Regions from separate parts of the Homo sapiens genome. Here regions 2 and 3 are each linked to region 1. A link is a contact called in ENCODE Hi-C data. All regions are on one chromosome and are shown on one strand. The core of a region is the stretch at or near the end of the contact, and the rest is flanking DNA. Distances in the headings are between cores, read along the strand shown. Region 1 overlaps LETR1 (lymphatic endothelial transcriptional regulator lncRNA 1). Region 2 has its middle 430 kb from the start of LINC00924. Region 3 overlaps LOC112268156 (a long non-coding RNA gene).

Region 1 (3,741 bases), core at 441-2,940:
GGCTTAAAATTAAAAACCCTCCACTACTGTGATTTTAGATATTTGGAGGATGGTCTCTCGCTGAGCGTTTTTGCAAATGCAACTAGGCAATGTTTTCTAGGCAGCAAGGTAGATTCCCAGAGCAAAAGGTTTTGCTCCTCCTGCGCTTTCAGAAAGGACACACACAAGCAACCTGAATTTTTTTTTAATTCTGATTTGAAGTGTATAAAAGGATGTTGCAACCAGAGAGTTACTAGTCTTCTGCTGCATGAACAAATTATGAACTTGCATTCTTCAATCACATTTCTAATAGGAAAACAAAGCAGAACTCGTGGGTGAGAGTTGGTGGGCCGCCTGCGTTTGGAAGGGAGGCAACTTTAATTGCCGTGCTGTCTGGCTCGGATCCCTGTGGTCCTGCGTGGTGTGTTTTAGTAACAAACACTTGTTCTAATGAATTGGCCTTATTAGGGGGCTCCTCATATTCTTTTATAAAGAGCAGAGCTATTCTGAACTTCTGAATGCAACAGTCTCTTGATATTCTCACACTGAAGGCTGTAGTGTGGGATTGCATTCCCTCTCCTGTATTTTCATAAGGCTCGTATTTTTTAATGGCAGAAGAGTGAGCAGTGGTAGAAAGGTAAGAAAACTACAGAGCTTGCAGGTACCTGCCATCCATGGACCCAGGGCCATCAAAGAGGCTTGCAAAATCATTATGCTAAAGATGTATTTGCCTTCACAGCTGAACAATCCGGATTTTAGGTCAGTCACCTCCTGGCACATTTAAAAAAAAAAAAAAAACTCATGGCAATGGATAAAACAGATTCATTAGCTTTGATTAACCTTCTTTAACTAGAGTTAAAAACCTGCCGTAGGCAGCTCAGCTACCAATGCAGCCTTGAAGATACTTTATCATGTTTAAGACCCAATTACTGTTGCACTGAGTAAGAATAAAACATCACAATAAAATGTGGTACAAACCGCAACTCTAACGCACACAGCAAATAATCATTAATTTACAACAGCAACTTTCCCATTTCTATGGTTTTTCTGATGGCTGCACTTAGTTCAAGTTGAATACCTTGGAATTCGATGCTGATATGAGAAACTAGTTCCCCAGCTGTATTGACTGATGGCTTTTTTTTTTTTTCTGTCTTATAGCTTTAGTTTGGAGACTCAGAAGACTCTTTTAAAAATTTCCAAGTAAAATAAAAAAGAGAAACTAAAGTCAAAACAGGGTCTGTGGAACTAGGTTTATATAAGAGACAGGGAGGGAGAGAGAGAGAGAGAAAGGATTAAAATGGTTGAAACTTTAGAATTTTATAACAATTTCTTATTAATAATTGGAAATATTTCTAGTTAGAAGTTGTAAATATTAAAGAAACACAGCCCAGTAAAGTCAGCATTGAGTTAGTTCAAAGAGTTATCCGTATGATATGCAAACTTCTTGAAAGAGCTACAGTGAGGTCTATTTTGTGCATCTTGTAAGAAAAGAGAGCTTGAGAAGAACTCCAGCACACAATGAGTTAATTTTGGACAGGATTTGACTGAACAGGGAATAATGAACAGTGAGATACTGCAGCTTTCAGGCAAAACAGAGTAACAACAATTAAAAAGAGAGAGAGGGGATAAAGGGAGAAAACAATCTCCAGTCAGTTAACTAACAAGAGCAGCCCAGTGTTTGAAACAGATAAAACAGAGGCCACCAGGAACGCTGCTGCTGCTGCCGCTGCCACTTGCTTTATGCCTGGGTGTGGAAAGCATTACAACATTTGTGAGCCAACTGTTTGTGGGTTTCTTCTCATCTGCTTTAAAATATTTGGTTTTGCCGTATTTCCATAATAACCACAACCACACTCTCCTCTCCAAAAACCCCCCACAACAACAGATGTGTGTTCTAAAAGGAAATAGAGACACTGATATAATCAGACACTAGTTAGAGTGCTTTCATACTAAATTCTCCAGCAAATTCACAACAACAAAAAACTCTCAACCACTGATGAAATTAATCTAAGATCCTTGATTATTTGAAGTTCTAAAAGTTTCCATTTTGCATTTTGTTTTTGAATGTATAGTGCTTTATTTATCAAACTGCAGCGTAATTTTCCCTTCAGTTTGAGGCTGCGATTGTGAAACAAATAAATTGAAACTTAAGGGCCTGTTCTCTCCAAATTTAGTTCCATTATCACTTTAAGAATGCATGCTACTCAATGATACAAAAGGGATGTATGTAGCTGGTTATTTAGTTGCTAACTCAGCAATATGTCAGTTAACACAGCACTCCCTTGTAAAACTCCTTTTACAAGGTTGTTTTCTCATTGGAAGTCTCCATTTGTGTATTTGTGTACCTATGTGCGTGTGTGTGTGTGAATATCGGATATTACATGACAGCAAGATATCTTTTAAATATTTAAGATTTACAATTTTAAAGAGAGAAAACAAGAATAAAGTTTTGCAGAAGCTTAAAAAAAATTTAAAATCAGTTCACACTTTGAGCTAGAATGGGGATAGTAGTGATATTTCAAATATATTAATTATATGCCTCTCTCATAGCTATGATATTCTTGTATGTATTGATATGCACTCACTTAAAGTATATTATGTGCTCTACATAATATTAGATATTCTAGAGCATTAAAGAGCATCAAATGCATTTGGTTGCTCTCTACAGTAAGTAATTTTGGCCTTACAGAAAGTCATTTGGCCACAGTGAAGTAGCCTTTAACTGTGTTTTACTTGGAAAAGTTTATTTAATCGTTATCCTCTGCACATACTCTTAGAACATGTCCATATAACAAAATTGTAGTTGAGGGAGGAAAGTAGAATTGTGAATTTAAAAAAAAAATACTTATGGTAATGATCCTTTTGGCTTCCTGCCTCTATATAGAAGCTGGAACCACTTAACCCCAACCTACAGGTCCAGCCCTGACATGACTGGAACTCATCTTGACCTTGGGTAAGGGGAATTCAGGGAGCTGTAGACCAGGAGTTCATCAGCCAAGCGTGAAGTCCCCTTGGCCCCTGGACAAACTCTTCTCTCATTTCTCGAGGCTGGGCTCAAGGTTGATTTCACAGGACAAGGCTTTAACTCCTAGTCCAGTTTAATGTGTTTCATCCTGCCCATGTGCCCAAGTACAACTCATTGCCTTGTTTTCCTGTATAGTACCCCTATTCTGGGCACCCTACAACAGGTTCTCTTAGAGTCCTGCCAGCTCTCCCATTTCTGGGGCTCAAGACTGGAGATTCATGTGATCTACTGTGTTTACCAGATGCCCTCCATCTTGGATCTCTACCCATGTCTGTTGCTAGACAGCCGTGGAGCCCTATTTCACATTGTTGCTTAGTTATCCACCAGTCAGCTACTCTTGGACTTCCTTAGAAGCCCAAACTTTTTACAGATCAGCCCCTGGTGATTGGTCAAAACTCCAGGTTCCGGCCAGTTCTGCTCTAGCTGGTCTCTCTCATAACCTTTTGAACTGGGCAGAGATGCTAGCACAACGGGTAAAGAAAGATGAAAAAAAAAAGCAACAAAACTATAATCAAGATTGTTGGAATCTTCAATAGGCTTCCTTCCACATATCCCTTGCCTTCATTACCTTATATTAACATTCTCAAGTTCTTCAGTATTCATTATCTTATATTAACATTCTTAAGTTCTTGAGTATTTTTGGAACTATCCAGTCTCTAGTGGTTATGCCAGTCATTGTGTCTACCAGAGCTATGGGAATTTTGTCTCCAGCTTTCCAGTCTACTCCCAGTGACAGC
Region 2 (4,203 bases), core at 584-3,083, 580 kb before region 1:
TGTCGACAAACGGTCATTTTTCCAATCTCCCGCCACTGAGCGTGGCGCTGGAGAATTTGGATGGGAGCTGCTGTTCCCTGACTCTTCCCAGCAGCCAGAGGCCCAGCATAGGATTCCTTCTGATCCTTTTATGACGCATACTCTCTCTTAGTGTGGTTCTGTTTAACTACACCTTCCTAATCATAGCAATTAAATAAACTAGAACCTTTTAACTTATGTTGGAATATATACAGTTCTTATTTGAGCAATGCCTAAAATAAAATGCCAAGCTGACACATTTTGTTTTTTCCTACAGGAGGGGATGTCTTTCCCCCCTTAACCCTCATATCATGTAGGAGAAATTTGCAATGAGGCATGGCCCTAACACACTGAGGATAATTGTGACCAATGGGAAAATTTCCAGAAACTTTGTAAGAGGCCAAGTCTGTAGAAGATAACGGGGAAGTCGATTGCCTCAGAAATTGGAGTGAGCTAACACAGATAAGTCATGTCTCATTTTTTCATTCTTTTAAAATTTTGATAATTTAAGTGAAACATGCCTACTTTTAAAATTTTTGTTGTGCCTTCCTCCTGCTTGGTCCACAGTCTTTATCTGAAAGATCTTTATTAGGTTAGATGAGAGTTATTAATAAATCCCCTACTGAAATTTTTGCTTCAGATAAATAGAAACTAATTTTAATGGATGGAAAAAATGAGAAACTCCATTTCAGTGAATTATAGGCTTTTAGATGGCATGGCAGAGCTGACCCTAGCAACCCAGCGGCAAATAGACTTTATGGTGGGAAGAAAGTTGTGCCACAAGGCTCCTTAATAGGATAGAAACTTCCCAAGGAGTGAGAGATTTCAGGAAGGAGAAAGCGGAGAACAATTGCTAGGAACTGAAGATGGGAAAGATATCACAGCAGATAAAGAGATTTCCTCTTGACATTACCTAGCAATTGACATTTGGTTGTGCAGGTTGTACACTGAGCAAATTTAGAAGGCATTGTTTAGATGTGAATTGTGTCTCCTAGAGGTCTGTACTACACAGTCTGTTGTATCTCTTCATCTCATTTCACTGATCTTAACATGGTAATCATGGGGATGCTGTGAGGACTATGAAAAGTGATTTTGCCACATGCAGTGCCTACCTGGCAGGCATCAGACATGAGAGTGTGTGCCTGGCAACAGTGAGGAGGCTCAGTAGCTTGGAGTTCGTCAGGTTTATGTGCACCAGGGACCCAAACCCTCTGGTAGTAAAAAAGGGGGAAAAGACAAGGAGAATTGCTGGGGTGACTATCTTTGTTTATGGTGATCATGGCTATTGTAAATAGCAATTCTTCCCCATGTCAGTGGCTTCATACAATATGATTTCTTTGTCAGTCACATAAGTTTGAAGTAGACTTTTCTCCAAGGTGGTGTCCTTCCAGAAGTCTGTCAGAGGCCCTGGTGCTTTCCAGCATGTGGCTCTCACTTCTTCAGCAGGTGCCAGGGCTGCTGCAGGAGAAAGGGCATGGAGGATTGTTCCTGAACAATCTGAACACCTGACCTCAAGTGATACACCCGTCTTAGCCTCCCAAAATGCTGGGATGACAAGCATGAGCCACCACGCCTGGCCCTCTTACTCTTTTTTAAAACCACACTGGGGATATAGAAACGTGTGACATCTTTCAACTGTCTTTACCACATTTGCAAAGTTTTTTCACCTTTTGTTTAGTTCTGTTTACTAACAGATACAAAGTCTGAAATTCTGTTGACCATGTCTGCCTAGGACTGACATCACGTTTCTTAAGTTCTATTAGTCTAATCACTGTCATATGGCCACAGCCAACTTCAAGGGAAGAAGAGAGAGGCAGACTGGCTGTCTGTCCAGGAGGAAGAGGAAATTAACCTCTTGCGTAATTTTGCCAACACCACCTGGATGTCTTCTTTTATGCTGGTACAACAATATAGCAGCATCATCCTTGATGTGAGCCTTCTGGATTCAGAAGCCAGACTGCATCCATACGGGATGTTTCCTTTCTCTCCAAAGACTAGAATAAAAGTAGTGACAGAGGTGGAAAGATCACACACATAAGGACACACGATTTAAACCTAAGTGGAAAATATACTTAAGAAATTAAATTATAGTATTGTATTTATTTTTGAATGTTTACTGTCTCATATAATTTATAATTTGTCCTACTTATTTAATGGGAAAACATCATCTGTTTCAAAGAGTTTGGACAAATATTGATTTATTAATCTAAAAGGAAGGATTCAATTGTATTGGCTTTCCTGATTCCTGATCCAACTGGAATCTATAGGAAACATCCATTTGATTCTCTCTCTCTCTCTGCTCCTATTCTTTTTTTAATTTTTATTTTATTTTTAGTTTTTGAGACAGACTCTTGTTCTGTTTCCAAGCTGGAGTGCAGTGGCATGATCTCAGCTCACTGCAACCTCTGCCTCCTGGGTTCAAGTGATTCTCATGCCTCAGCCTCCCAAGTAGCTAGGATTACAGGCACACGCCACTGCACCTGGCTAATTTTTGTGTTTTTAGTAGAGACAGGGTTTTGCTGTGTTGGCCAGGCTGGTCTCCAACACCTGACGTCAAGTGATGCATCCACCCTGGCCAAAGTGCTGGGATGACAAGCATGAGCCACCGCACCTGGCCCTCTTAGTCTATTTTGAAACCACACTAGAGATAGAGAAACATGTGACATCTTTCAACTGTCTTCACCACATTTGCAAATTTTTTTCATCTTTTGTTTAGCTTTGTTTACTAACAGCTCTAAAGTCTGAAATTCTTTTCTGTTTCACTGCACTCACCACATTAAGCTTAATACTCTGAAAATACACACAGCTTTATGGAAATGTATCTGACACCTCTGTGTTCTCCCCACACTTCATTTACCTCTTTCTTTTGAAACTCTAGCAAAGAAACCCTTGCTAGGAAGTAGGAACCTGGGATGTTTAGCCAGAGGGTCTTTTAATTTTCTTCCCTTCCTTTTTCTTTCCTTCCCTTCCTTTTCTTCCTTTCTTCCCCCTCTTGTGCATCCCCCTTTTTTTTCTCTCTCTTTTAGGGAAAAAGTAGACAGTGATTTTTTTTCCTTTTTTTTTTTTTTTTTTGGCCTGAGATAGAGTCTTGCTCTTGTCACCCAGGCTGGAGTGCAATGGTGCGATCTCCACTCACTGCAACCTCTGCCTCCTGGGTTCAAGTGATTCTCCTGCCCCAGCCTCCCGAGTAGCTGGGATTATCTGCACCCGCCACCACACCAGGCTAATTTTTTTGTATTTTTAGCAGAGATGGGGTTTTACCACGTTGGTCAGACTGGTCTCAAACTCCTGACCTCAGGTGATCCACCCACTGTGGCCTCCCAAAGTGCTGGGATTACAGGCATGAGCCACTGTGCCCTGCCAACAGTGATCTTTTAACTTGAGCACTGGGGAGCCTGGATTTCTTGTTCATGGGCTCTCACTGATGAATATTATTTGTGCTTTTATTTATGGTTTTCTTAAGCTTAAGACTGTGATTTACATATCAACTGTGTGGCCAACTGCATCTGTGCCACTACTTGCAGTTCTTGCAGTGGGCATTGTGCCTATGGTATTGCTGGGGTTTTCTGCACCATGATATGCCTTTGTCTCTGCTTGTCTTGCACAGCTTCTCTGCCATCGTCAACTTTGAATGTTTTATTTAAATTCCATGTTTTTCCATTATCCTCTGCAGGAGCTTTCTTAAAGAAATACAATCGGATAAAAGTTAAAGAACTTCTTATTACGCTCCCAGTTAAACAGCTTCCGCACACCTTGGAAAGCTTTGCACCTTATAGCACTCAGGTGTGTTATGCTTTTAATTAAATGTGGTGTTTGCTGTCATTTCTGTAAGTCCTCAAGCAGTAGACCCTTGGACCGACACAGAATCCCATTAAAGCCTTGCTTCCATGGGAAAATCAGATTATCCTCACCTCCTTTTGAACTACAATGCCTTCCCCAGGAATATAATTCATGGTAAATATAAGGTCATCTTGTACATTTGGTAATAGCTGCTCCTTCCTCTTCAGTGGTTAAGGTTAAAATGCTGGGCTTGGTTCTTGGGGAGTGACTGCCCACGCCTACTGTTGGAAGTTCCTCCATTAGTCAGGTTTGCCCTGGCCACTCTGAGAAGATAGTGCTGGAAAAACTGCAGTCTTTCTCATCTTACCTCCCCGACGTCTGATCCTAGACTGACCTCTCAGAAAA
Region 3 (3,969 bases), core at 857-3,356, 760 kb before region 1:
TATGTGATGAGATAACAAAGGTGATAGAGTGAATATATTTCCAAAAATGAACGTTTATTTCCAATTTTCCAATTCTGTTTGTCAAAAAGGTTTCTCTCTCAACAAGATTATTATTTCCATGTAGAAAAAAGAGCAGGGATTTGTTAAAAACTGTATGTAATACTCTAAACAACCTCGGGGTAACCAAGTATTAGTTGCGGATAAACTTACTGATCATGGCACAAGTGTTGACCTAAATCACCTCTGACTATGTTAAAGCTGAAGGAGGGCATTTTGGAAGTGCAACTGGGTCTGCAGTCCTTGACACAGAAACACACTGACTCAACACCTTCTGACGCTGGAGACTTATGCTTGACAATTGCCCTTCAAGGATAAGAAAAATCCCAGCAAGGCACCGTCCTTGGTTTCAATGATGCCCAGAGAAAAGAAAAAGAAAAAAGAATATAAATCTGATTTCTTTTCCATTGAAGCAGTTTTAATGCTTCCAGTGAAACACAGAAAATAAAGATTTGTAATTGGGAGTTCAAGGCCATCCATAGCTTCTCTCCTGAGCTTCGTCTCTACATGTAGATTTCTTGAGTTCTAGCATTCCAATGGTACCATGTTTACATCTTTTTATTTTGGGACCTTGATGGAATAAATGGAGCTATGTAGTCTACCAGAGTATGACAGATAATGGATAGCTCGTCATTTAAAACAATCTTTTTTGCCGCTAATAATTATACTAGAATTTTAAATATGCTACCTCTTCCACCAGATGGTCTTGAATAATGCTTCCATCTACTTAATTGTGCTTTTTGTAAATCAGTTGCATAAAATCTTTTGATGCAGTTTCAAAGATCCCTTTTGTAGAAGCACGGAGATCATGTAATTGGCTGAGAACAACTATCCAGTCTGAGAGGATGACCTTTTACCCTCTACCCAAAAAGAGCACTCCAGAGAGAAAGGTGCCGTAATCTGGGTTTAAGGCTTCTTACCATCATGTGGAGAGCCTGTTTCCTGTGCCACACACACAGTGGCAAGAAAGCTCAGCTTCAACATTAATGTAGAACTTCCCACGTTGCTCTTGAGAAAATCCACTCCTTAAAGAGGAAGAAAGGACCTCACCCCATGCCTCCCTCCCTCGGTGGAGATGCCCACACATGGGCACTCGGAACCAGTTGCAGGCAACTGTGAATTGGGAGGAAGGAAAGAAGAGATTAGGACTGAAAGAGGTGAGTATGTTCAAGTCTGTTTCTAGTGTAGAGATAGCGAGATGGTCACCCGTTAATTCATTTGCAAGGCTGAGAGTAATGCTGAATCCTGGCTTAGGACACCAGTAGATGACTTCCCAACAAATAAGTGGACAAAAAGATGACACCACCACCTGAAGGAACTTTTAAAGCAATGAATGAAGCACCTTGAAAAGTTAGATTTTGGTTAAGAGACACATCCCCAAAGTTAAATGAAAAGGTAGAACCTGGCTTTGCAAAACTGATGAAAAATGGCCATGTATGCTACAAAGTAAGACCCTTTTTTTGACATTTTTTTTTTTCCATGAGAGTCAACAGGGGAAAGTTTGGCTAATGTTTTCTATCACTAAAGACTTAAAAAATAACTGGAAACATTCCCATAGGCTTTGTTTGTTTGTTTTTAAGAGGCTTGTTTCTCGTTTTTCCATGCAAATTAAAATTCCTAGTGTGGCTTCTATAAATTTGAACTTTTGAAAACTTTCCCTTAGCATTTGGCTCAAAGTGTAGCTGGCACTTCCGTGTGACAACAGAGAAATTTCAGTTCTGCTTTTCTTCAGAGCTGCGTGTTATGGGTTAGATAAGTAAACTTGGCTTTCTCTGTTCTAACGACAGTGTGTCCAGGGAAGCTGGAAGAAGAATGGCTCCAGGGTTCCTGTCGATGCCAGATTTCACCAGCGCTACCCTGCTTTTATCAGTTTTCCATATAGAGCTTTCATAAAGGTTTTCTTTTTCTGTTTTTTAAATTGTGGTAAAATACATATAACATAAAATTTACCATCCGTGACACTAACTGCATTTACCATGTTGTGATGCAACCATCACCACGAGAACATTTTCACCACCCCAAAAGGAAACCCCAAACCCATTAAGCAGTTACTCTTCATTTTCCCTCTTCCACCAGCCCGTGGCAACCACTAATCTGCTTTCTGTCTGTGTGGATTTGCCAACTCTACTTTTTATGTTTCATATAAATGGAATTATGCCATATACATAACCTTCTATGTCTCACTGCTTCTACTTACAATAAATGTTTTCAATCGAAGTTCATTCACCTTGTAGCATGTATCAAAATTTCATTCCTTTTTATGGTTGAATAGTATTCCATTCCATGAATATGTCACATGTTAAAAAATTCCTTCATGAGTTGATGAACATCTGAGTTGTTTTCATTATTTTGCTACTGTGAATAGTGCTAACATGAGCATTTTTGTGAATGTTTTTATTTGAACACCAGTTTCCAGTTCCTTGGGGAATATACCCAGGAGTGGAGTTCCTAGGTCATATGGAAATTCTCTACTGGGCTCATTGAGGAGCCATCAAATTGCTTTCCATGGTGGCTGGACCATTTCACGTTCCTGCTAGCAGTTTCCTAGGGTTCCAATTTCTCCACATCCCTTCCAACACTTGCTATTGTCCATTATTTTGGTAGTTATCTAAGTGTGTGTGAAGTATCTCACTGTGGTTTTGATTTGCATTTCCCTAATGGTTAATGGTATTAAGCATCTCTTTATGTGCTCATTGGTCATTTGTACGATCTGTGTTAAAGTTTTCTTTTTGAGAAAGTGTTTTTCAGTTTCAAAAACATAGATTGTAAATTACATTTAGAATGTGCCCATTTTTCTAGCCCAGCTTGGTCCCTTTGAGAAGTTGCCCTTGGTCCTGAAACCAACAGCACAATCCTGCCAGGTGCCAGTGTCCATGCAGTGAGCTCCTGAGCTGCCTGGTTCTACCTGCTAGTGCCTGGCTGTCTCTTGACTTATGTAGCTGAAATTTCTGCATTATCTCTTCTTCCATCTGCCCAATCGACATTATACCTATTATATCACAGGCTTGATTTGTAGTTCTGCTCCTTATATTTATCCTGTCACAGGAGCTAGCAGCATGTGCTCCAGAGTTGGACTGTGATGAAGACCTTGGAGAACCCAGTATCTCAGTTTTCTCAGCTCTAAAGTGGCTATCTCCATAGTACTTGCCTTGTAGATGTGTTGTATTAAATTAGGTAATGCATATACATCATTTGGCCTGGTGTTTTTGAGGTGTACACTCAATAAGAGGTACTTTATAAACATCTTGCCTCTCCCTTTGCATGCTAGTCTCCTTGTACTGACAACCTGGTGATCCCATCTGGGTCCCCTGATAAGACCTGGATAATATGACTCTCTAGTGTTCTTAAGATACTGTTACTAAAACCATCTTTATTTATTTATTTCAACTTTTATTTTAAGTTCAGGGGCACATGTGCAGGTTTGTTATATAGGTGAATTTGTGTCATGGGGGTTTGTCATACAGGTTATTTTGTCACCCCGGCATTAAGTGTAGTACTCATTAGTTATTTTTCCTGATTCTCTTTCTCCTTCCACCCTCCACTCTCTGAGAGGCCCAGTGTCTGTTGTTCCCCTGTTTGTACAGGACCATCTTTAAAGGCATTGGGACTCAATACACAATTTCTAAATATCATGGGAATTAGCAAATTAATTTATAAGTTTTTATACAGCAGTTTAATTCTGGGAATGTAATACCGTTTATTTCTGAACAGGAAATTTAATATCATCTACTTTTTATTGAGTGCCTAACATGTTCCAGCCACTTACTATAGGTGCTTATTATATTATTTCTAATTCTAGTAATAACGCTGAAAGTTGATACTATTGTCTCTGTTCAATAGTTGAGGCATAATTGAAGTCAAATGGGAGTAAGTAACAGACCGCAGGTCTTAAGGCAGATTCACTAAGTAGCA

Evidence for each region. Hi-C counts contacts between places; a loop is a spot of excess contacts on that map. Pooled maps may share reads with other maps.
Region 2: a pooled map shows a loop between it and region 1 (12-fold over the local background). The contact joins two enhancer-like sites. A Hi-C loop is called at or near these places in 1 of 168 maps with a recorded cell type or tissue (naive thymus-derived CD4-positive, alpha-beta T cell), 1 of 37 single-sample maps with no recorded cell type and 7 of 50 pooled maps.
Region 3: a pooled map shows a loop between it and region 1 (3-fold over the local background). The contact joins two enhancer-like sites. A Hi-C loop is called at or near these places in 1 of 168 maps with a recorded cell type or tissue (naive thymus-derived CD4-positive, alpha-beta T cell), 2 of 37 single-sample maps with no recorded cell type and 2 of 50 pooled maps.

Annotation. Positions count from the first base shown.
Region 1 is chr15:95,283,134-95,286,874 of GRCh38, reverse strand. All of the region lies in intron 3 of LETR1 (lymphatic endothelial transcriptional regulator lncRNA 1), which reads left to right. Among named protein-coding and RNA genes, the nearest start is that of LETR1, 42 kb to the left of the region's middle. Within about 2 kb of position 1,690, at least 4 of the 41 ENCODE cell types and tissues checked have a DNase peak (open chromatin) inside an H3K27ac peak, as active enhancers do.
Region 2 is chr15:95,863,106-95,867,308 of GRCh38, reverse strand. No RefSeq gene overlaps it. Among named protein-coding and RNA genes, the nearest start is that of LINC00924, 430 kb to the right of the region's middle. RefSeq lists an enhancer at 2,618-2,877. Within about 2 kb of position 1,833, at least 2 of the 41 ENCODE cell types and tissues checked have a DNase peak (open chromatin) inside an H3K27ac peak, as active enhancers do.
Region 3 is chr15:96,040,933-96,044,901 of GRCh38, reverse strand. All of the region lies in intron 1 of LOC112268156 (a long non-coding RNA gene), which reads right to left. It overlaps LOC105370998 (a long non-coding RNA gene), which reads left to right. Exons shown (of 4, transcript XR_001751688.2): 4 at 832-2,279. Among named protein-coding and RNA genes, the nearest start is that of NR2F2-AS1, 280 kb to the left of the region's middle. Within about 2 kb of position 2,106, at least 3 of the 41 ENCODE cell types and tissues checked have a DNase peak (open chromatin) inside an H3K27ac peak, as active enhancers do.